Regions from separate parts of the Mus musculus genome. Here regions 1 and 2 are each linked to region 3. The links are chromatin loops, found by intact Hi-C in ENCODE. Cell type or tissue: heart. All regions are shown on one strand.

What was found. A loop is a pair of places that touch in the nucleus more often than their neighbours do. Peaks named below come from ENCODE experiments on the same cell type or tissue, not always from the same donor. Only the 100,000 strongest peaks of a DNase experiment are listed, where the experiment ranks them.
Region 1: it touches region 3 in a loop (2.4-fold over the local background); 10 of 42 quality-filtered maps call a loop at or near these places.
Region 2: it touches region 3 in a loop (10-fold over the local background); 8 of 42 quality-filtered maps call a loop at or near these places.

What each region holds. Positions count from the first base shown.
Region 1 is chr4:135,983,802-135,991,801 of GRCm38, reverse strand. It overlaps Pithd1 (PITH (C-terminal proteasome-interacting domain of thioredoxin-like) domain containing 1), which reads left to right and starts at 4,558. Exons shown (of 6, transcript NM_025411.4): 1 at 4,558-4,864; 2 at 5,367-5,410; 3 at 5,784-5,861. The coding sequence starts at 4,667. In heart, a CTCF peak has its summit at 4,589; a DNase peak (open chromatin) is centred at 4,531; H3K4me3 peaks cover 2,460 bases; H3K27ac peaks cover 2,123 bases.
Region 2 is chr4:136,598,083-136,606,082 of GRCm38, reverse strand. Kdm1a (lysine (K)-specific demethylase 1A) reads left to right here and starts at 3,360. Exons shown (of 20, transcript NM_001347221.1): 1 at 3,360-3,851. The coding sequence starts at 3,498. In heart, CTCF peaks have their summits at 3,225 and 6,037 (motif pointing left); DNase peaks (open chromatin) are centred at 3,312, 3,882 and 4,482; H3K4me3 peaks cover 2,565 bases; H3K27ac peaks cover 1,646 bases.
Region 3 is chr4:136,049,419-136,057,418 of GRCm38, reverse strand. It overlaps Rpl11 (ribosomal protein L11), which reads left to right and starts at 4,026. Exons shown (of 6, transcript NM_025919.3): 1 at 4,026-4,071; 2 at 4,702-4,852; 3 at 5,699-5,805; 4 at 6,117-6,248; 5 at 7,029-7,139; 6 at 7,403-8,000. The coding sequence starts at 4,066. The coding sequence ends at 7,432. In heart, a CTCF peak has its summit at 3,931; DNase peaks (open chromatin) are centred at 4,008 and 4,728; H3K4me3 peaks cover 3,243 bases; H3K27ac peaks cover 2,179 bases.

The DNA.
Region 1 (8,000 bases), 66 kb after region 3:
AGAGAACTAGCCAGGAATGGGCATGGATTTTTGAAACCTTCAAGCCCCCCTCCCCCATTGACACATCTCCTCAGACAAGGACACACCTCCTAAACCTTCCCAAACAGTTCCACCTACTGGGGACCAAACTATATGAGGCCATGGGGCCATGTGGAGTGGAATCATTCAAACTACCAAAGCCTCTCCTCTCTTACTTGTCTTTGTTCATGTTTCTTATCACAGGATTAAAAAAACAAACCAGACCACTGCACAGAAAACCAGGAAACTGAATGACATCATGTTTCTTCAATATTCTGAATGAGCCGGGCATGGTCGCGCACGCCTTTAATCCCAGCACTTGGGAGGCAGAGGCAGGCAGATTTCTGAGTTCGAGGCCAGCCTGGTCTACAGAGTGAGTTCCAGGACAGCCAGGGCTACACAGAGAAACCCTGTCTCGAAAAACAAACAAACAAACAAACAAACAAACAAACAACAAATTCTGAATGAATTTATCCACAGCCAAATAACCAGTTTCACATCTTCAGTACCATGCGCCATGTGTGCCTGTGTGGCAGCCAACCTCTGAGGTGGCCTCTGACGAGCTCTGCCATCTTTATGATGCAGTTTCTCACACCCTAAACATGTCTGCCCCCATGGAACCATGGGCCACTGCAGACCTGACAGCGTGGGATGACCAAGCTTAGCTCATAAAAGACACTGTGGCTTCTTCTGCCTTGCCTTGTCTTGGGTCACTTGCTCTGGTGACAGCCAGCTACTGTCAGATTATGGGTCCACTTGAAAAGGAAGCCAGGCCTGCACAAACTTTCTCTCACCTGAGTCTTCTACCTTGGACCTTTAGGTGACTTCAGGCTCCTGAGAGACCTCAAGTCAGAAGCCACCCAAGGAAGCCACGCCCAAATTCTTGACTCAGAAACTGTGAGATAATAAGTCTTAATTGTTGTTTGACGCCATTAAACCAGGGAGTTATATAACCAAAGAGACCCAGTTTTAACTGAAGGGAGGTGGGCAGACCTCAGGTATTTTTATAGCCTAAGCAACAAAGCCTGTCTCTCCATCTTTGAATTTGGACTCATCTATGAAACTGGTTTTGACTAGGGAATCATAAACAAACCACAGAAGCAGAGGTTAAAAAGCGACTGTGCTTAGCCAGGTGTGGCAGGCAATCCCTGGGACCCCAGTATGCAGAAGGTGGGGGTAAGAGGAGTGAGTTGAAGAGGCCAGCCTGGGCTATCTAATGAGCCTCATTAGATACAAAATACAAAACAGGTACCAACCAGACTACAGATCAGGCCAAAAAGGTGGTTCTGGTTCAAGAGTAGAAATGCTTGCCACCAAGTTTGATGACTGTGTTAGATCCCCTGGAATTTATATGGTAGAAAGAGAGAACTGACTCCTGTGAGTTACACACACACACACACACACACACACACACACACACTTTAAAAAGTAAAAAATGTGATCCTGGAAATTTGGTGAACTCCTCTTATATCTAAGCTAATGTCCTCCCTGCTAGCGCCATGGGTCCCACATCCCAGATAGCCAGCCTAACTAGACTCAAGGTAATCCCAGACTTTCAGCGCCTGAGACTGCAGCCCAGGAAAGAGCTACCCAGCTAATCACAGACTGATGGGAGAGACAGTGCTGTTTAGAGCTCCGTTTGGGGTGAGTGTTCAGCCTCTAGCTAATTGACTCAACACAAAGACTTCTGGGTGTCGCCCCTTTCTCTCCTCTAGGGAGTTCTGGAAGGATGCGTTTCAGGATTCCTATTGGTTGATCGCAAAACTGGGTCACTTCCTAACCTTGTCTGGACTCAGCTTAATTCACCTCTTTCGGTCTCTGTTTTCAGCATCTGCAAATTGGAGATCACCCAAGTTTGAGCCCCTCCCCCTTAAAGTTCAGGGGAGCTGGCTCGTGGGGAAAGTAGGATCCTTGTTCAGATCCCAACGCCCACGTGAGAGCTGGACTGAGGGCCTGTGGTCCAGTGCGGGCTGAGGGCATGTGTCTGTGGCCCAGTGCGGGCTGTGGGGTCAGGAGGACTCTCCAGGGAGTCACGGCCAGCCTGTCTAGCTGAAACAGTGTATTTCAAGTTCAATGAGAGACCCTGTCTCTCTTGTTTTAAATATTTATTTATTTTATGTATAAGAGTACACTGGCTAGGCAGGGGGGTGGTGCACACCTTTAATCCCAGCACTTAGGAGGCAGAGGCAGGCAGATTTCTGAGTTCTTGGCCAGCCTGGTTTAAAGAATGGGTTCCAGGACAGCCAGGGCTACACAGAGAAACCCTGTCTTGAAAAAACAAACAAAAAAAGAGTACACTGTAAGCTGGAGAGATGGCTCAGCACTTTTATATATATGGTGAGTGTTCTCATCATATATGTATAATAAATAAAATGTATATGAGTACACTGCAGCTGTCTTCAAACACCAGAAGAGGGCATCAGATCCCATTACAGATGGTTGTGAGCTACCATGTGGTTTCTGAGAATTGAACTCAGGACTTCCAGAAGAGCAGTCAGTGCTCTTAACCACTGAGCCATCTCTCCAACTCTGACTTTCAGTTTTTTTGACTTCGACTATGAAAGTCATTCCATGTGAACACAAGACTCAAAATGGAAATCAAAGGTCCTTGTCATATCAGATGGGATGGCAGCCTGAGGGTAGGGGTTCAGTCACCTGCCCAGCACCACACTTCTAGTAAGTACCAGTGTTTAGACTGCACAGAGGTAACGAACAAATTGGATACTTCACCTGTGTTAGCCATTCACTGCACTGTGTTGTCTGTTTTGGTTTTGAGACAGGGTCTATGTGCCTAGTATGGCCTTGAATGTGAGATCTACCTCTCCATTGCCATTGCTGGTCCATTGCCGGCTTTCCAGCAAAAATCACCACACCCATGTGTTTTGCTTGTTTGTTTTTCAAGACAGTTTCTCTGGATAGCATTGGCTATCCTGACACTCATTTTATAGACCAAGCTGGCTTCAAACTATGAAATCGGCCTGCCTCTGCATCCTGAGTGCCAGGACTAAAGGTATGTGCCACCACCTTACATGTTGAGTTCTTCTTTTGCGGGGGGTGAGGGGGTGTTTCGAGACAGGGTTTCTCTGAATAGCCCGGGCTGTCCTAGAACTCACTTTGTAGATCAGGCTGGCCTCGAACTCAGTCTGCCTCCCGAGTGCTGGGATTAAAGGTGTGCTCCACTGTGCCCGGCTTCTTTTTTTTTTTTTTTTTTTTTTCCCTTAAGATTTATTTTATGTATATGAGTACACTGTAGCTGTCTTCAGACACACCAGAAGAGGGCATTGGATCCCATTACAGGTGGTTGTAAGCCACCATGTGGTTGCTGGGAATTGAACGCAGGACCTCTGGAAGAGCAGTCAGTGCTCTTAACCACTGAGCCATCTCTCCAGCCCACATGTTGAGTTCTTGAATCACATTCTTCCCTTACTATTCAGTGTGACTACTCAACAGATACTATCCTGCCCACGGAACAGAGAAAAATGACTCAGAATAGGAAAAGGTGATATTTTCCTAGTGTCACACCGTCAGGGACAGACCCAGCATTCTCACCCCAGGTCTGGTGGTGAGTATACCTTCTATCAAGAAGGTAGCTATGGGCTATGAAGATGACTCAGCGGCTAAGAGCATTTGCTGTGGAAACACAAGGACAGAGTTCAAATCTCCAGCAGTCACATAAAAGCCAAGCACAGGCCCAGCAGCAAGCCCAGCTTTGGAGGGTGGAGCCTAGAAGCTCGCTGACCATTTAGCCTAGTCTAAATGGTGAGCCTCGAGTCCGGTGAGAGACTGCATCAAAAAAATATGATGCTGCTGAGCAGGATGGCCCATGCCTTCAATCCCAACGCCCCGGAGGCGGAGGCAGATGGATTTCTGTTGCGTTTTATGCCAGTCTGATCTACACAGTGAGTTCCAGGCTCAGTAGATAGTTCCAGCCAAAACTAGGTAGTAAGACACTTTATTAAGGGAAAGAGCGCGATAAGCCACAGAAGACACCAAATAGATAGATAGATAGATAGACCCATGATAGATATATAATAAATGTAACTAATTAAATCTAACACCAGATTTGGTGGTGCGTGCCTTTAATCCCTGAATTTGGGATTTGGAGGCAGGAGGGTCAGGAGTTGAAGGTACATAGATCATCTGAGGTCAGCCTGGGGCACATGAGAAACTAGCTTAAAAATATGGAAGGAAAGGCGGAGAAAGGAGACAGAGAAGGAAAAGAGGCGGGAGAAAGTAGGGGGTAAACAGATGAGGTTAACAGGGCGTCAGGGGGAGAGAGGAGGCAAGCTTTGCTGTGCTGTCGGCCCCGCCTTATCCACCACGCCGGAGAAAGGTGGCCGCTAGGGAAGAAAGCGCACGCTTTGGCTCGGGAGGGGAGGATTCGCGTCCCTGCCACGCGTCCCCAGCCCTACAGTTTCCACGCTTGAACGGTACCACTGAGCGACACCGCCAGCGTCCAGCTCTGCTGGCGCAGGTCCACGTCAATCCCTCCCGGCCCCGCCCTCTGGGCCGCGCGCGCATGCGCCGCGCAGGGGCGCCTTTTACGACGCCTCGGTGGCGGCGCTTGGCGGTCGTCGCGGAGCCGAGTGAGCTCCGGGTGAGCGGCGGTGCCGAGGGAGTCACAGGCGAGCCGGCGGGCGGCGTCGCCATGTCGCACGGCCACAGCCACGGCGGGGGCGGCTGTCGCTGCGCCGCTGAGCGCGAGGAGCCGCCCGAGCAGCGCGGCCTGGCCTACGGGCTGTACCTGCGCATCGACCTGGAGCGACTGCAGTGCCTCAACGAGAGCCGCGAGGGCAGCGGCCGCGGCGTCTTCAAGCCGTGGGAGGAGCGGACCGACCGCTCCAAGGTGGGCGGCCCGGGAGCCCCGGGGCCTCGCAGGGTAGACAGACAGGGAAACTGAGGCCCAGAGGAGCAAGGTGGGCGCTTTACCTCCCTTCCGAGGCGGCGAGGGCATGTGAGGGAGGAGAGCAGAGAGGACTGCTGTCTCTTCCTCTGACCATTGGTCCAGATGGCTGTCCGATGGCCTCACCTGGCCTGGGGTCGCGATCCGTACTTCTAACCTGGAACCCAGACCCCTTTGAGAGCCATTTGAAGGTTCTCCAGAAGGGTACACAGAAGCACTGGTCTTTTGAGTTCGCAGCCTGGGAAACCCCCATTAGAATCCCTCTAAGAGGGGCCGTGGTGATTAGAATATGGAGACTGAGCAGCTCCCAGCTATGAGGACCTGGGCGCGGGTTGTTGGGACAGGTCCATTTGCATCGCGACTCAGTTTGTAGAACAGGGAGGCCAGATGCCTGAAATTGTAGTTTCTCAGCAGATATCTGTTGCTTCCTCCCCATGCACCGCAGTTTGTTGAAAGTGATGCGGACGAAGAGCTCCTGTTTAATATTCCGTAAGTATCTCCTTGGCTCTTGCCTCAGGCAAACTGGGCTGTACCCAGTTGTCTCTTCGGATGACTTCATTTGATGGCTATGTCAAGAGTGCACACCTGTGTCTAGAAATGGGGTAGATTTTCTTTGGTGGGTTTGAGAAAGTAAGTATAGGAGCTTGTGTGTGTGTGTGTGTGTGACTACACATGCATTTGTCGAATTATAATTGAGGTGATTACATTTCTTGGAGGTATGGAATGACAGGGTCTTTGAAAGGACTACAGGTGGCAGATGAGTCAGCTGAGCTAAAAGGGAAGGGTCTTGTCAGAGTCACATGGCTGCTGGTCCTCAGGGTTCAATCCCAGGTAGACAACCTTCTCTTTGGAATTCTGGCAGGTTTACGGGCAATGTCAAGCTGAAAGGCGTCATCATAATGGGCGAGGATGATGACTCGCACCCCTCGGAGATGAGACTGTGAGTAGTGAGGGCTTCGGCCCTCGGGAGACTCCCACCTAGCTTTTGCTGGTATATTTTATTCCAGGGATATGGAGATGGCTCAGTGGGTTAGAGGGCTTGCTGCATCAAGTATGGGGGATCAGAGTTCAACAACAGGTTGGCCTTGTTCTTAGTTACATTGAAATGCATGTAGTGCTTCTTGAATTAATTACATAAATAATTTAAGATGTATGTATATGTGTGTGTGTGTGTGTATATATATACACATATACATACACACACACACACATGCGCGCATGCGCCTTCATTTTTGTGACAGGATCTCTTGTTTTCTGAACTCCTACCTCCCAAGTTACAGATGGGTGCCACCATGACGTTCCTTTGAGACAGATTCTCCTTATGTAGACCAGGCTGTCCTGGAAGTCACAGAGATCTGCCTTCCTCTGTATTCTGAAAGCTACCCTACCCAGCTGACTTTTTTTGTGTGTTGTGTGGTGCTGGGGATAGAACACTAGGCCTTGTGAGTATGAGGTACCTGCTCTACCACTGAGCCTCATCCCCAGCCCGATGACTGTCTTGGTGTGAACATCCTTGGGGCCAGCTGCTTATCTCTTCCAAGTGCTGACATGGCACCATTCACTGAGAGAGTGCAAAGCTGAGGCCGGCTGGTGATGACTTTGCAGTTTCCTTAACCTAGCTGCAGGTCCCAAACGGTCTTTTTCTTTTTTAAAAATATTTACTTATTATTATACGTAAGTACACTGTAGCTGACTTCAGACACACCAGAAGAGGGCATTAGATCTCATTACGGATGGTTGTGAGTCACCATGTGGTTGCTAGGATTTGAACTCAGGACCTTCAGAAAAGCAGTCAGTGCTCTTACCCGCTGAGCCATCTCTCCAGCCCCCGAATGTTCTTTATGGCTCCTCTCACTGTACACAGTTCCCATCTTTACGCTGTTGTGCTGATGTGGAATTGCTCCATCCGCATCTGTGTGGCTGCAGCAAAGTTCCAGATCTGTTGTTGCCGCCATTGGTAATCCTCCCTTCTGGAGCGTTTGCCTGATTCTGAAAGAAGAGGAATCTGTTTTGTGAGTTCTGAGAAGATACTGAAAATTGTCAAGACAGGGCTAGGAGCATAGCTCAGTCACTAGCTTGCTTGCCTAGCAATCACAAGGACCTGCGCTGCACCTCAGGCCTCGGGTGAAAATGGTTATAGAGTGTGCTTCTGATAACCCCAGTGCTGGGAAACAGGAGACAGGAATCCCTGGAGCTCACTGGGCAGCCAACCTCAGCTGATTGGTGAGCTCCAGGCCAATACGAGGCCCCATTCAAAATAAGGGGGATGGCATTCAACCTAAGGTTGTCCTCTAGCTGCCACACAAGCACACAGACATAAATACACATACACACGAGTGGAGAGATAGCTCAGTGGTTAAGTATATTGGCTGCTTTTTCAGAGGACTAAGGGCCCACATGATTCTCAGCACTCACATGATGGCTCACAACTATCTCTTAATTCCATTTCCAGGGACTCTGACACCCTCTTGTCCCCTGAGGGCACTAGATGCACAAATGAGGTGCACAGGCATACATGCAAGCACTCAGATACATGAAATAATAAATGAAGGGACCAGAGATAGAGGGCTCAGTGATTGAGAGCACTTAATGCTCTTGCAGAGCAAGTGGCTCACAGTTGCCTGTAGCTCCAGTTCCAGGGCATCCAGCATCCTTTTCTGGCGTCCTTGGTCACCTGCATGCACGTGATACGTGCACACACATAATAAATTTTTTTAAAAGATTTTATTTATTATTATATGTAAGTACGCTATAGCTGTCTTTAGACACAGCAGAAGAAGGCATCATATCTTATTAGGGATGGTTGTGAGCCACCATGTGGTTGCTGGGATTTGAACTCGGGACCTTGGGAAGAACAGTCAGTGCTCTTACCCTCTGAGCCATCTCACCAGCCCCCCACATAATAAATCTTAAGAAAAAATATAAGCTAGGTAGAATATTTCATGCCTATAATCTTAGCACTTGGAAGGCTAAGATAGGATTGCTGAGAATTTTAGACTAGTTGGGGCTATATAATGAGCTCCAGGCTGATCTGGGCTACGGAATGACACCCTGTTATAACAAAACATTTGTAAAAGTT
Region 2 (8,000 bases), 550 kb before region 3:
CAGGCACTTTACCCACTGTTTTCCCCAGCCCCTCCCCGCCACTCCACTCTGCCAGGTCACTAAGATACACAATCACTTTGAACCCTGACTGAAGCTCAGGCTCAGTTGGAAGCCTGTTCCCATCAAGACCAGTTTCAAAAGCAAGGAGTTGGTGAGATAATTGTACATCTATGTGCGTAGCAACATTATTCATAAAAACCCAAACGGTCAAGTCAGGTGATCCCAGGTGAAGGCGGGAGGATCAGGAGTTCAAGGGCATCCTTGACTATACAGCAAGTTGGAGGCCAGCTTGCGATGCTAAGATCCTGTCTCAAAAAAAGCCGGGCGTGGTGGCACACGCCTTTAATCCCAGCACTTGGGAGGCAGAGGCAGGCGGATTTCTGAGTTCAAAGCCAACCTAGTCTACAGAGTGAGTTCCAGGACAGCCAGAGCTATACAGAGAAAACCTGTCTCGAAAAACCAAAATAAATAAATAAATAAATAAATAAATAAATAAAAAATAAAAAAGGTGTCTGGGAGTCAAGTGTGTGTGTGTGTGTGTGTGTGTGTGTGTGTGTGTGTGTGTGTGTGTTGTATCAGTGAGGTGGCCAAACTTGACGAACTGAGTTTAATTTTTGGGATCCATATTTTAGAAAGGGAGAGTTGAACTTTTCAAATTGCCTCTGACTTCCATACCGATGCTATGGCACCCCCACTACCGCCACACTAAAATAAAAAAAAAATCCTTTATTTATCCCTTACTTATTTATTTTGAGGCAGGTACCTCTGTGTAGCCCTGGTTGTCCTGGAACTCACTCTGTAGATTAGGCTGGCCTCGAACTCAGATATCCACCTGCCTCTGCCTCCCGAGTGCTTGGATTAAAGCAGCAGGCTTTAAAATCTTTTAAAAAATAAGGGAGCAGATTAAAAGCCGAAAAATCTGAAGCAATCCACTACGCATTGATAAATGAATGGATCAATATAATGTGGGGAGCTGGAGACGTGGGTCAGCTGGGACAGTGCTTGCCTAGAGCCATGGTTAATGTTAGTGACAGAGTCGCCTGGGCGTTGGGCCTCGGACATACCTGTGGGGGAGTGTCTTCACCATGTTGACTGAAGTGGGAAGACAGGGCAGCTTTCCCGATGGCCCCTTTCCTGCAGTCCTGGGCTGTGTAAGATGGAGAGAGGAGCAGTGTTTGCATTCATCCCTCCGGGCTTCCTGCTTGTGGATGCCATGGGACCAGCTCGCTCTAGCTCCTGCTGCCTTGGCTCCTCTACCATGATGGTGTACCTTGAACTGTTTTAAGCTAGTTCAAATCCATCGAGGCAGGGAGCAGAACAGTTGCAGCCAGGGGGACGGGAGAGTAATACGCTCACATCTTTTACACCATATATCATATCACCTGCTTATGATGGAAGAGCAGGATTTAGCCCTAGACTTCCTTACATTACGAACTCTTCTCTAAACTGCTCTCTTCTCTTCCTCACAAAGCTTTCTCCAACCCCTCAATATAATTCTACCACACTCACCAATTTTGTTAATTGTGACCATGAAAACATACTTCACACATGGGACATACGTGGTCCTGTGAACACATTTTTTTTTTCTTCCTGCGTACTGTTTTTGCTTTTTGGTTTGTTTTTTGAGATAATGTTTCTCTGTGTAGCCCTGGTCAGCCTGGAACTTGCTCTGTAGACCACCAGGGTGGCCCCGAATTCAGAGATCTGCCTGCCTCTGCCTCCCAAGTGCTGGGATTAAAGTCGTGCACCACCACCTTCAGGCCTAGTTTTTTTTTGTTTTTGTTTTTAAAGTCTATTTTGTTCACAGAGTTCAGTGAATTTTAGTGAATACTCACACCTCTGTAAGCATCACCCCGATCAAGGTATGGAGTTTCCTCCAGCAACCTTCCTCCTGCTGTTCTGTGTTCAACTTCATCACCTTGGAAGAATTAAACAAACCAGCAAAACCCTGTAACAGGGCCCCAAATCTTAGTAGGCTGAAAGATCTTACCACAGTTAACTCAATGGTGGAAATACCATTTAAGCTGTAAAACTTAACACATAGACAGTACCACCTGCCAAAACTAAAACAAAGGCTTAATCCATTTAAGTCCGTAGTTTTGGGAAATGGACTGACCTTGCTTTTTGGCTTCTGTAGTTCTGCTTCTGGCTAACTGAAGCTTTTAAAAAAGTTTTATTTATTATTTCTAAGTACACTGTAGCTGTCTTCAGACACACCGGAAGAGGGCATCAGATCCCATTACAGATGGTTGTGAGCCACCATGTAGTTGCTGGGAATTGAACTCAGGACCTCTGAAAGAGCAGTCACTTCTCTTAACCACTGAGCCATCTCTCCAGCCCCCCATCTCCCCAGGCCCCAAGTAAATACTTTCTATTGGCTTAAACCCATGCCTGCATTCTTCTCTGGTGAATATCTCATAGCCCCCCAACATCCTATACATCTCAACATCTCATGAATAAAACACCCACATTCACAACATTAGAAAGAACTGACCAAGCCGGGCAGTGGTGGCACATGCCTTTAATCTCAGCACTTGGGAGGCAGAGGCAGAGGCAGGTGGATTTCTGAGTTAGAGGCCAGTCTGGCCTACAAAGTGAGTTCCAGGACAGGCTGGGCTATACAGAGAAACCCTGTCTCGGAAAAACCAATCCCCCACCCCCCTCCCCAAAAAAGAAAAAAAGAAAAGAAAGAACTGACCTAGGTTGAAGAAGTGTTATGCGCCTGGAGATGAGAGGCATGGAGGAGGAGGCATGGTGGCGAGCATGTGCAGCCTCAAGAAAGAAAATAAACACGGCTTGGAGGCAAGAGCGAGTCCACTTTGACTCAAACCAGAAATTCCTCATTTCTCTCTATTTTATTACCGTGGAAATTCGTGCACTCTTTATTTCCCCACAGTCCAAGCAGGGCCATTATGAAGCTAGTTTCCCTAGCTCTAGGGATAACTCGGGGCCATATACATTCTGGGCCAGTGCTCTAAAGGTTGAGTTACAGAGCACAGGATAATTAAGTGATCATTAATTAAGTTGTACTTCAGAGTGTTCCCCTGTCTCAATTAGGTAGTAAGCCCTCTGAAAGCCGGAATTCCATAATCCACCCCTTGTCCTGCAGGGAGAGTGAATGTTATTAGTTGAAGTGACTAGTGTATGGGGTGAATATTGAGAGTCCTTGATGAAAACGGTCGGGCTCAGAACCCGAAGTCAGGCGGATATGCTGGGTCGCACTCCCAATCGCAGGGGGCGCTCTAGGTCAGCCTCGCGATCGGAGCTGCGGCGCCGCTCTAGCCTCCAGGACGTCGCTCTCTGGTCTTGAGCCGGGGACAAGCGGCTGCTTTTTTGTCCTGGTGCGGCGGGAGCGCGCAGGGCGCGTGCGCACGCGGGGGTGTTTGGCTTCGCACGGAGCGTGAGAGGTGCGGGGCGGAGAGGCGCGAGGCGGCTGCGGACCCACGGAGCGGCAGACCGATCGGCCCCTGCGGCCCGCGGCGGCCAGGCGGCCCGAGATGTTGTCTGGGAAGAAGGCGGCGGCGGCGGCAGCGGCAGCGGCGGCGGCGGCGGCTGCTGGGACCGAGGCCGGGTCCGGGGCGGCGGGCGGTGCCGAGAACGGCTCTGAGGTGGCCGCGCCGCCCGCGGGCCTGACGGGCCCCACCGACATGGCTACGGGGGCGGCGGGCGAGCGCACTCCCCGAAAGAAGGAGCCTCCGCGGGCCTCGCCGCCCGGGGGCCTAGCCGAGCCGCCGGGGTCTGCTGGGCCCCAGGCGGGGCCCACAGCCGGGCCCGGCTCCGCGACGCCCATGGAGACCGGAATAGCCGAGACCCCGGAGGGCCGACGGACCAGCCGGCGCAAGCGGGCCAAGGTGAGGCCGTGATCGAACCGCTGGTCCCGGGGACCGGAGTGGGGCCGGGGGAGGGGAGGCCCGGCCTTTGTGCGGGGACCCGGTGTATCGGGCGCTGGAGGGTGTGACCCTGATGGTCTGACTGGGAAAGATGGCTTCCCGACGCGTTTGTCTACCTGTGTGTCTGATGTGTGCGGACGGCGGACGGCTTCTGGGTTGTGTACACCGGGGAGATGGGTGTGATGCTCTAAGAGTCAAGCTGCATGAAAAGAAAGAGACTTTTTCTTTGTTTTTGAAAGGTCTTGCTGTACGCCAGGTACGCGTAGACTCTTATTTCTTTCTTTCTTTTTTTTAAAGATAAAATAATAAAATATACAAAAACCAATCGTTTATTGTGCGTGTGCGAGTTGGGGTCATAGGATAGCTCGCCTGAGTCCTTCCTGTCTTTCCGCCATGCTAAGGAATCGAACTGAGGTTGTCAGGCCTGGAGGCCAGCGCTTTCTTGGGGCCCGGGTAGACTTTTTCAAATTGTGGAAGCGAATGAAGAATACCAGTTGGACACGGGGCGAATATAAAGATAAAGATTTGGCATCAAATCCAACACTATCCACAGATAACCTCTGTCTCACACCCCAGTATGCCAGATGGTGCATTTGGCACAGGGCCAGCGTTTTTCGTTTTCCCAAACACCACTGGACTGGTATTGTTAGCTTCATTTTAAGAATGAGTAAAAAGAGGTTTGCAGTTTCAGAGTTTGGTGTTTTGACAAGGTGTAATTCGATATTGAAACAAACAAACAAACAAACAAACAACCCTCTGGGTCAGTAACCTTGCTAAGCATTGGTGTGGCTTTATTGCACAGTATTAGCCTTAACCAGAGATGCTTAATCTGATGGGGAAATTGGAAATACATATGGGTTTGTAATAAATACAAGAAGTAGTCTAAGGGGCTGGAGAGGTGGCTCAGTGGTTAAGACTGCTGACTGCTCTTCCAGGGGTCCTGAGTTCAATTCCCAGCAACCACAACCATCTCACATCTGTAATGGGATCTGATGCCCTCTTCTGGTGTGTCTGAAGACAGCTACAGTGTACTCAGATAAATAAATCTTTAAAAAAGAAAGTAGTCTAAGGATATGGCTGAATGGCACAGGACTGGCCAAGCAGAATTGAGAATTTGTGTTTCTGTTTGTAGCACTGCAAGATAAATACAAGTGTTAAGTAGTGTGACTTAGGTAGCTTCTTGTACATTGTTCTCTCCTGCTGTGCTGGGGAGTTGACTCTCTTATGTGCTAGACAGGTTCTCTACTATAGCCCCAGTCCTCCTTTTTATTTTGAAACTATATTGGCCCTAAATTTATCTTGTGGCTTAAACAGTGCTTGAACTTGTGAACCTCCTGGGTCAGCCTCCCAAGTGACTGGGATTCTAGACCTGCCTCAGTAGGCCTGGTTTGTTTTGTTTTTGATTAACAAATATCTTGTTATGTTGCTCGTAAGATCTCAGATTCCTATGCTCAACACATAGTCTGACCTAGGCTTCCAGAGTGGTCCCTACACTGTGCCAGGCTGCTGGGTATCATTTTCCAGGGCGGTGGGATGTGTTACTGGAGAGCCTTCAGCTTCCTGCTTGAGACCTTCATACTCACTGCTCAGTCATTTGGATTTGGGGGAAAGGCCTGTTGGGGGAGGAGGGATTATCAGACATGCATTAGAAAGGAGGAGTATTGGGGATACTGGAATAGTTTTAGCAGAGATGGAGAGGAAGGGTCAACCAAAACCAATGATGTATGAAAATGCTATAAGGAAACCTACCAAACATGTTCTTAAAATCCACAAAACTAGAATCCTCTTAAAACTGAAGAAAGTGCATGTGGGAAGGCAAAGGCACACAGTGACGCCCTGCCCCCAAGATAATCTGAATACATTTCAAACCGCCTGCGTTAGTTTGTTTGTTTGATTTTATTAAAGGCATTAGAAAAGCACAGAGGTTGACTTCAACCTTGGACATGAAGGAAGGCAGAGTCCAGTAGGAACCCGTTTTATCAAGTCATGTCCAGAAACAGATAACTTAAAAACAGATTTGAGGTCTGGAGAGATGGCTCAGAAGTTAAGATTGCTGGCTGTTCTTCCAGAGGTCCTGAGCTTAATTCCCAGCAACCACATGGTGGCACAGAACCATCTATAATGAGATGTGGTGCCCTCTTCTGGCATGCAAGCATACATGCAGTCAGAACACTGTATACATAATGAGTGAATGAATGAATGAATCAATCTCAAAACAGATTTGAGATAATGTGTCAATGTTGCTTTTAAATTATGTAATCTGGGGCTAGAGAGATGGCTCAGCGGTTAAGAGCAGTGACTGCTCTTCCGAAGATCCTGAGTTCCAAATCCCAGCAACCATATGGTGGCTCACAACCATCCATAATGAGATCTGACACCCTCTTCTGGAGGTCTGAAGACAGCTACAGTGTACTTACATATAATAAATAAATACATCTTTAAAAAACTCATTAAAAATAAAATAAATTATGTAATCATAAGATAAAAACACCACCACAGTCAGTTTAGAACATTTCATTGTTTCCCAGAGACACCTGGGTTTTTTTGTTTGATTGTTTTTTTTTTTTTTTTTTTTTTTGAGACAGGGTTTCTCTGTATAGCCCTGGCTGTCCTGGAACTTACTTTGTAGACCAGGCTGGCCTCGAACTCAGAAATCTGTCTACCTCTGCCTCCTGAGTGCTCTGATTAAAGGTATGTGCCACCACTGCCTGGCTTCTACAGAGGTACTTGTATTCTAGTTGTCTTTTCTCATCTCCCTACCTCCAGCTCCTGGCAATCACTGGTCTACAGTCTGACTGTATGGAGTTACCTGTTCTGAACATTCTCTATGCAGTCTCAGTATATGTGGCTCTTTGATTTTTATTTATTTGTTTGTTTGTTTATTTATTGCCTTTAGTATGGACCTTTTTTTGGGGGTGTCTCTCTCTCTCTTTTTTTTTTTTTCAAGACAGGGTTTCTCTGTGTAGCCCTGGCTGTCCTGGAACTCACTTTGTAGACCAGGCTGGCCTTGAACTCAGAAATCCGCCTGCCTCTGCCTCCCAAGTGCTGGGATTAAAGGGGTGCGCCACTACAGCCCAGTTTTTTTTTCCTGTTATGTATAAGGTAGCTGTGAACAGTAATGTAAAACATGCAACCATGTGTTTTCAAGTCTCTTGTAAGACTGTAGAGGAATTTTTTTTAAAGATTTATTTATTTATTTATTTCATGTATGTGAGTACACTGTCACTATCTTCAGACACACCAGAAGAGGGCATTGGATCCCATTACAGATGGTTGTGAGCCACTATGTGGTTGCTGGGATTGAACTTAGAACCTCTGGAAGAGTAGTCAGTACTCTTAACCACTGGGCCATCTCTCCAGCCCTGTAGAGGAATTTTAATCTAGCAATATGACTGCTCTGGCAAGGGATCACATTCAGAGACCTTCTAGGTCTGTGTGAGTCAGCTGGAAAGACATCACTCTGTCTGAAATAAGACATTCCCCTTAGTACACACCATGAATCCCAAACAGTGTGTAAAGTCAGTTTGTAGAAGGAAGAGCCGTCTTTGAGAATGACATCTAATTGCGAGTCAGAAAGACTCAACAGAATGAGTCAGAGATAGGATGTGCCCAACACTCACTAGAACAGCACAGGAAAGCATGGTAACTCAGGAGAGCAGCCCAGGGGGAGGGAGCGAGGCAGTTTTACAGAGACAGGCTGCAGGTGAACATAGACAAGCTCCGGCTTGTCCGGCATGAGAAGGAGCCAGGTTAGAACAGATTGCCAGAATTAGTTTGAGGTTAAGCAGAGCAATTTAGTGAGAGGCCAAGAAGCCAGTTTGAATCAGTTAGCTTGGAGAGGAGTTTGGGCGGGACATGGGTTAAACCAGCCAGCTGTAGTCGAGCATGCACTAGAAAGGGTGAGTTCACTTAGTAAGCCTCTGAGACACAATGACATCTGAGGAAATAAAGTTTACTCTTACATAATACCTGATTATAATCTGTGAACCACATGTGAATTCTGCTTTTCTCTTGTGGGGAATTGCTACCAAGTGTTTTTCTAAAATAGCAGCTACAGTTTCACCTTTTCCTTAGCAATGTATGTGGGTGCTATCTCTCCATATCTTTGTC
Region 3 (8,000 bases):
CTCAGAGATCTGATTGCCTCTATTTCCTGAATGCTGGGATGAAAGGCATGTGCCATCATGCCTGGACCAAAGCTTTTCTTTAATTCTTTTTCACAAGATGGAAGCTTAGCTGGGTGGGATCCTGCCCTGGGGTCACCACTACCTTAATATCTTTAATCTGGTTTTCTCCTTGAACACAAAATTTAGCTCCACTTGACTTCCTCGTCATCCTTTAACCTTTGAGCCATACATTTTGTATTTTTCCTTTCCATGCTTGCTACACTTGGTCAAAACACTCTTTATGAGAGTGAACTACAGGACAGAATCTATTTTAGACTTTTTTGAGATTTTTCTTTCTCAATGCAATTAATCTAAATCTCTTCAATTTAGCCAGGTAGACTATTCAGACAAGGGCAAAAAGCAGCTATATTCTTCACCAAATTATCACAAGAACAGTCTCTATGCCACATACTAAAATTCTTCTCCTCTGAAACCTGTTGAGCCAGGCCACCACAGTTGAAATTACCCTCAGTACCACAGTGGTCTTCCATGTTTCTACTAGTATGGCCTACTAAACCCCACTTGAAGCATTCCACTGTTTTCAAAAGTCGCAAAATCCATATTCCTCAAAACAAAGCATGGTCAGGCCTATCATAGCAATGCCTCAGCCTTGCACCAACTTCTCTCTTAGCTATGATTTTATTGCTGTGAAGAGACACCATGACCAAGGCAACTCTTATAAAGGCAAACATTTAATTGGGGTTGGCTGTTAGCAAACATTTCCAGTCTTGGGGAATAACTCTATTATGGGTAGTCCGGTGACTATTTAACACAAGGGGAATGCACTCTACATGAAAGGATAGCATCTTTATAAAGCCTCAGATCTATCATTTCTATAGGGCACCACATTATCTCATCATAATCGTGATCAGCATCATTAGCAGGCATGTGCTGCACAATTACAATCAGAAAACCGGTGGTGATTTTGTAATTCCAGGTCCCTCCTCTGGCAGGGTACTTGGCTCAAGACTAACCCTTCCTCTTAAAACATGGTCTCCTGCTTCTCCTGGCTCCTTGCTCCACCCAGGGTCTTTGGGGACTTGAGACCCGAAGTGAAAAGAAGTGAAAGGCACAGGGTGGAGCCAGGCTCTGCCTTCATGCCCAGCTGGCTTCCCTCTTTCATCCCATGAGAAGCTCTGGCTGTGAGTCACCAGGTCTGAGTCTTTCTGTTCCCCCTTTTCCAGTGCTACTGGCTTTTCAAGAGCTCCTGTCTCTACCTGGAGCCCTTTCAGTTGCACAGGCAATGTTGCAACCCTTTCAAAAATGAGAGAACAGAATGATCCTTCTGGTTTCCCCATTTCATTCTTTTTTTTTTTTTTTTTCTGTTTCTCAGATCCCTCCATATCCACTCACAACTTTTCCCATTGCTCAGCCATTCTCCCAATCCTCTTTGAAATAGAATACAGGGAGAAGATGAAGAAGAAGGAGAAGGAGAGGAGGAGGATGAGGAGGAGGAGGATGAGGAGGAGGAGGAGGAGGAGGAAATAGAAATTCCCCTCTGGGAGCAGTGTGGGAGAGAACCCAGAGCCAGCAGCAGTAAACTTTTTGGTAATGTCCTGAAGCAGAACTCTCATTTCTTCTTCCCTTGCCACCACTTCTCCTATGGCATTAGGAATCCTCTCTCTCTCTCTCTCTCTCTCTCTCTCTCTCTCTCTCTCTCTTCTCTCTCTCTCTCTCTTCTCTCTCTTCTCTCTCTCTCTCTCTCTCTCTCTCTCTCTCTCTCTCTTTGGTTTTTTTTATTTTTTTTTTGAGACAGGGTTTCTCTGTGTAGACCAGGCTGGTCTCAAACTCGGAAATTCACCTTCCCCTGCCTCCCAAGTGCTGGGATTAAAGGCAAGTGCCACCACGCCTGGCCCCATGTGTCTCATTCTGCTCTGTGTTAGGGGTCACTCATAACTGGATTTTTTGGCTTCTTTATTGGGTTCTATTATCTGTTGCAGCAGCAACGGGGAGCAACAACATGGGGAGCAGCAGCTGTCACAGGCCCTCTTGGGCCCCTTGCATTTAAGCTTTCTGAAGTGTCCCCAGAATTCAAAACATAAACATCTACAGCTTGTGAAAATCACACCCCTTCTAGAGCATAAAAGAAATCATAGTTATTGGGCATGGATAATCTGAAACAGCCCCATGTCCCCCACCTGGGATCAAAACAAGAACATAATCACATAACATAACTGGGCTTTAAAAAAACAAACTAGTCGGTCATGGTGGTGCACACCTTTAATCCCAGCACTCGGGAGGCAGAGGCAGGCGGATTTCTGAGTTCGAGGCCAGCCTGGTCTACAAAGTGAGTTCCAGGACAGCCAGGGCTACACAGAGAAACCCTGTCTTGAAAAATACCAAAAACAAAACAAACAAACAAACAAACTGAAATTCTCATTATGTGTAGGTTTGAAAGGTTGGAAATGCTGGGGGGCTTCTGGCCTCCCTGTGTGGGTTAGAGAAGGGTACTGGGGGCAGCAGGAAGGAGAGGGCAGGCCCTTTTTCTACCGAAGGCGTCTGTGTTCTTCTTTGCCCATGCATTCATGTTAGAGAAACTGACTGACTCAAGGAAGGCCAGCATCTGCCTGGGATGTGGATCTTGGTGGTCCTCATCCTTGAGTTCAGCTTCTGAGGATTCAATGTAACCCTGGAAGGGGGCGTGTCCTATAGTCTGTAACTGATGATCTCTTCTCAGAAGCATCTGTAAGCCATTGTCAGATCTCTCTCTCTCTCTCTCTCTCTCTCTCTCTCTCTCTCTCACCTCTGATGTCCTTTTTCTTTTTAGCTACCATGTCTAATACTTCTTTTGGAAGGTGGGTGTTGCTTGGATGTTGTAGGCTTGACTTAATTATAAAAGTAACAACTTACATACTTCACTGAATTACACAGTAACCCATGACACAGAAGTAGCTGTTTTACACAAGGGGAAAACAGACAGAAGTAATTTTAATTAGTAACTAGCTAGTTGGATCAAACCCACACCTGCCTGTATTCACAGCTCAGGACTCTTATTTTCAAAATTTACTTTTTATTTATTAGTTTATCTGTATTTAAGTTTTTCCTGCACATATGTCCTTGTAAGTGTGTGCCTGGGGTCCTCAGAAGGAAGACAAGGGCATCAGACTGGAACAGCTGATTTAAGCCACTACTCTGATTTGTATACTTGTTAACATAGTTACAAAGTAAAGGGTCTAGAATCTGTATGGTTTCTTTTTATCTTCGCACTTATTTTATGTATGAGTACTCTATCTGCATGTACACCTGCATACCAGAAGAGGGCATCAGATCCCATTACAGATGTCTGTGAGCTACCATGTGGTTGTTGATAATTGAACTCAGGACCTTGGGAAGAGCTGTCAAGTGCTCTTAACTACTGCGCTGTCTCTCCAGCCTCAGCTGATTTTTTTGTTTTTGTTTTTGTTTTTGTTTTTCGAGACAGGGTTTCTCAGTCTAACCTTGGCTGTCCTGGAACTCACTCTGTAGACCAGAATTCAGAAATCCACCTGCCTCTGCCTCCCAAGTGCTGGGATTGAAGGCGTGCGCCACCACTGCCTGGCGTCTCAGCTTATTTATTTATAAAAATTATTTTATTTATATGGGTGTTTTGCCTGTATGCACACATGGCCTGATGCCTGTAGATGCCAGAAGAGGGATCTGTCTCCCTGGAACTGGAGGCACAACCAGTTTTGAAATACCGTGTTCATGCCGGGAATTTTGTTCTTAACTGTAAAGCCTTCTCTCTAGCCCTTTGCTCAACTGATTTAATGGACTTTGGGCAGTGACATCACTCAAGAACCACCAGGTTCTGAGACTGTTCTTGGAGTCATGGACTCAAGAACATACCAGCATCGGACAACCCACGACCTAGTCTTTTGCCCAAGATGACTGCAGTTTCGAGGACAGTCCACTAGAGGTGGCAGCGCCACGACAGCTATGCCTCTCTTTCCCCCTCTCCCCTCGTTTGTCTGCCTAGAAGAAAAGCCCGCCTCCTGACCCATAAGGCCACGGGGCCGGAAGTCTCCCTCTCTCTTCCTGTTCTCCACCATGGCGGTGAGTAGGCGAGAGTTGGCTTTGCCTCGCTTTCATCCGTCTCCATCCGCAGTCGGCGGAGCCCAGGGCGGCTGTCTCGCGGGTGGCCGGAGGAGGACGGAGCCCGCGAGGCTGTTGGCATTAAGCCCGGCGGGACTGGGCGGCCGTGGGGCACCCCCGCCGCATCGCCGCCCATCCTAAGAATGGGGCTCAGGTCTGCAGCCCCGAGGGCCCAGACGCAGTGTCTGGGGGCTGCCGGAAGTGCGAGCGCGACGTGCGGAGGTCCACGGCGGGGCCAAGGGGACACTTGCAGCTTGTGTGGTGCTGGGGAGTTTCTGCGAGTCCTACTCGCAGGACCCGTGCTAGCTTGGGAAGGGGGACGGCATGGCGCAGAGGCCGGTACTTCCTGTAGTTTTGATTAGGGTTACATTGTATACTTTCTACGATCTCTAGTGTCTGTTCCCTACTCGTGGATCCGCTTGGGATTCAGGCTCTCTCTCTGTGTTCGTTCTCTTCCAAACGCGGAGACCTTGGTGGTCCCGAGGGCTTAGGCGGGATCCGGGACGATAGAAGTCAGAGCGGAGAAGACCTTGGCTGTTTCTCGTCTCTGACGGGGCGGGAGGGTGTTGATGGCTGTGTCCCTCTTCGCAGCAAGATCAAGGGGAAAAGGAGAACCCCATGCGGGAACTGCGCATCCGCAAGCTCTGCCTCAATATCTGCGTCGGGGAGAGCGGAGACAGACTGACCCGGGCAGCCAAGGTGTTGGAGCAGCTCACAGGCCAGACCCCGGTGTTCTCCAAAGGTGAGTGGCGGTGGGCTGACCAGAGAGGAGTGGATCTGGAAAGCTTGCTTCATCTGACCGGAGCACGGGTGCAAATGGACTTATAACGTGAGCTGTCGTGGGCCTGGTTGACAGCTAAGAACAGGGTTAATACCGTACACTGTTGGCATGAGGTCCTATCCATGCTTTTATTTGTATTTGTGTGTGTGTGCATGGGTACTCTGTTTGCATGCATGCCCACATGACAGAAGAGGGAATCAGATCCCGTTTCTGTTGGTTGTGAACAACCGTGTAGGTCCTCAGAACCTGTTAAACCTCTGAGCCATCTTTCCAACACCCCCCCACCAGTGCTTCTTAACTTCTGGCTCTGCCTCAACTCACTTAAAATGAATTGTGATTCCCTTGTTTGGCCACATGACAGGAGTTACCTTGCTAGAAACATGGAGTCTGTTGCTAGTGTGGTTGTGGGTGGTCTGTGATTGGGTTTGGATACTGTTTCTTAGGACCACAGTCAGCATTTTGAAAACACTGGCTTTTGTCAGTTTTAGTCTCCCAATTAGAGCATAATCATTGGTTGGGCCTGATAGCCCACAACTGTAACCCCATTACCCAGGCTGAAGCAGGAGGATTGCTGCCAGTTCAAGGCCAGCCTGGGCTACATTTGAGATTTTTCTCTCTCAAGGAATGTAACAGTCTTGCTAACCTGTGTCTGTTACTATGGCCATGCTGTTTGAGGTTCTTAGTATGGCTGGGTAAATTAGAGATGGAAAGCTCTGTTTTCTGTGTTGTGGACGATGTTGACTGACACGCTAGATGCCGTGCAATGGAAATAAGACATTACCTGCCTCTTGTGTCCCCGTCCTGCAGCTAGATACACTGTCAGGTCCTTTGGCATCCGGAGAAATGAGAAGATTGCTGTTCACTGCACAGTCCGCGGAGCCAAGGCAGAGGAAATTCTGGAGAAAGGCCTGAAGGTGAGGCTGGTGGGGTGGAGGCTGCTGCATTGTCAGAGATGGGCTATATATACACACATACAGTGCCTTGGCGTTTCAGAGATGACTGTTCCTGGATTTCTGTCCTTGGGATTTTCTCTGCTCTTTGGAAGTGGGGATCGTTTGATGGCATTTGTAGCTGGGGCATGACTTGGTTAGGGGAGGGATACCTGTGCTCCTAGCTAGGACTCACAGAGTTTTGGTTTTGCTCTGGGCCTACTGGGTGTTGATCTGAGCTCATGTTGGGCTACTTGAACATGATGGATAGCATGGTCACTTCTGTGTCCATTCAGGTGCGGGAGTATGAGTTGCGGAAAAATAACTTCTCGGATACTGGAAACTTTGGTTTTGGAATTCAAGAACACATTGACCTGGGCATCAAATACGACCCAAGCATTGGGATCTACGGCCTGGACTTCTATGTGGTATGTGGACTTCTCAGTCCCAAGCTGCCTGTGGGGAGAGGTGGCTCCTCTGTCGACGTCCACACATGCTGTCCTGCTGTTGGGATGGGGAGCTGGGTTGAAGTCTCGTGTCTTGTCTGCCTGTGTGTCCCCCTCAGAAAAGGGCCTTGTAGCAAGTGTAGAGGTTCCGGGGTTTATTCCCTGCCGTTGCAAAGCTCTCTGGGTCATCCTGGGCTGCATTTGCCCTTCGAATTTGCTTCCCTGTCTCCACTCATCTCCTTAGCCTGGGGCACAGGAGTTCTGTGAGGAAGTCATGGAAATGTGGGGGGTGCAGACTGCTCAAATGGGGATTGTCATGTGGGAATGGCCGTTATCATAGTGGAAAGCGCTTTGGGGGGGTATGCTGCTTTTGGCGACTTAAATTTTTCCACATTGCACATGTAAGTTTTTGTTTTGAGGCAGGGTCTTTGATTTACAGCCTAAGCTGGCCTTGAACTCCCTGCATGTATATCTGCACCATGTGTGTGCCTGGTGCCTGTGGAGGCCAGAAGAGAGAGGACAAGGGAATCACATACTGGAATTGGGACTGGAGTTACAAGGATAGAGACCAGTTGAGGAGGAAGCCTGCGGGGCATGTGTGTGTACTGCCTGGTGTGTTGTCTGGGTAGCTAATGACAGTTCTGTCCAGCTGAGGTACTAGTCTTGATGACTTGAAGGTCAGTCTGTAAAGTGTGAGTCTTGTCTGTTCACTGTTGAGCCAACTCTGAGCTGGCTGGGTGACTGTTGGTTATTCTGGCACAGGTGCTGGGTAGGCCAGGGTTCAGCATCGCAGACAAGAAGCGCAGAACAGGCTGCATTGGGGCCAAACACAGAATCAGCAAGGAGGAGGCCATGCGCTGGTTCCAGCAGAAGGTAAAGCCGATTGTCCCACGTGAGCTGGTGCTCTGTGGTGCTGGGGACTGGTGTTGGGATGGGAGCTCTGCAGGTACAGTGCTGTTTGGTGGGTAGCTTGTATAAAGATGGAATATCTGGGCATTTTGGTAAATGCCTCCTAGGGTTGGTGTTTGAAAAGGTCTTGAGTGTAGGTATCTGGAGTCAGAATTCTCAGACGTTAGTCTTTGTTGCAGTTCTTGCTCTGACCTTGTTCTGAAAACATGCAATTTCTTCTCTTTCAGTACGATGGAATCATCCTTCCTGGAAAATAAACTTGATCCAAAAAGCTAATAAAATTTTCTCAGAAATGCATGTTACAGTTGTGTGTTTGTGAAAGGCGCGTGGCCTCATTCAGATCCTGGGACCACAAGCACTTAAAGAAAGCCTCGATGAGAATTGCTGGTGGCGGCGGCAGCCTGCGTCCTGGACTCCAGTGTCTCCCCACAGCTGAGACTGAGCATTGAGTGCCCTGTGGGTGGGCTGTGGTGCAGAGGTCCTTTAAGTGGGTTTTGAGAGGTATTGGGTTGGTTAGGGTTTGGATTTGGTTGTAATTAAGGGCTGGGACAATGTCCCAGTCCCAGCAGGTGTCCCTTGTTTGTGACTTGGTGTGTGGTGAAGGGACCACAGCTTCTGGTGTGGTGGTAAAGACTATTTTGGCTTTGTTCATAGTTGAGTTGCATTTAAAATGACACAGTTGGGAGGGAGGCCTTGTTAGGAAGGAAGTCTCACAGGCAAATTGTCGGATTAGTCCTCCCTTGATTAGCTATGGTAACCTGGAGCAGATCTGTCTCTTTCACGGAAGCAATCATCAGACAACTACTAGGCGTGTGAGCACTTGAA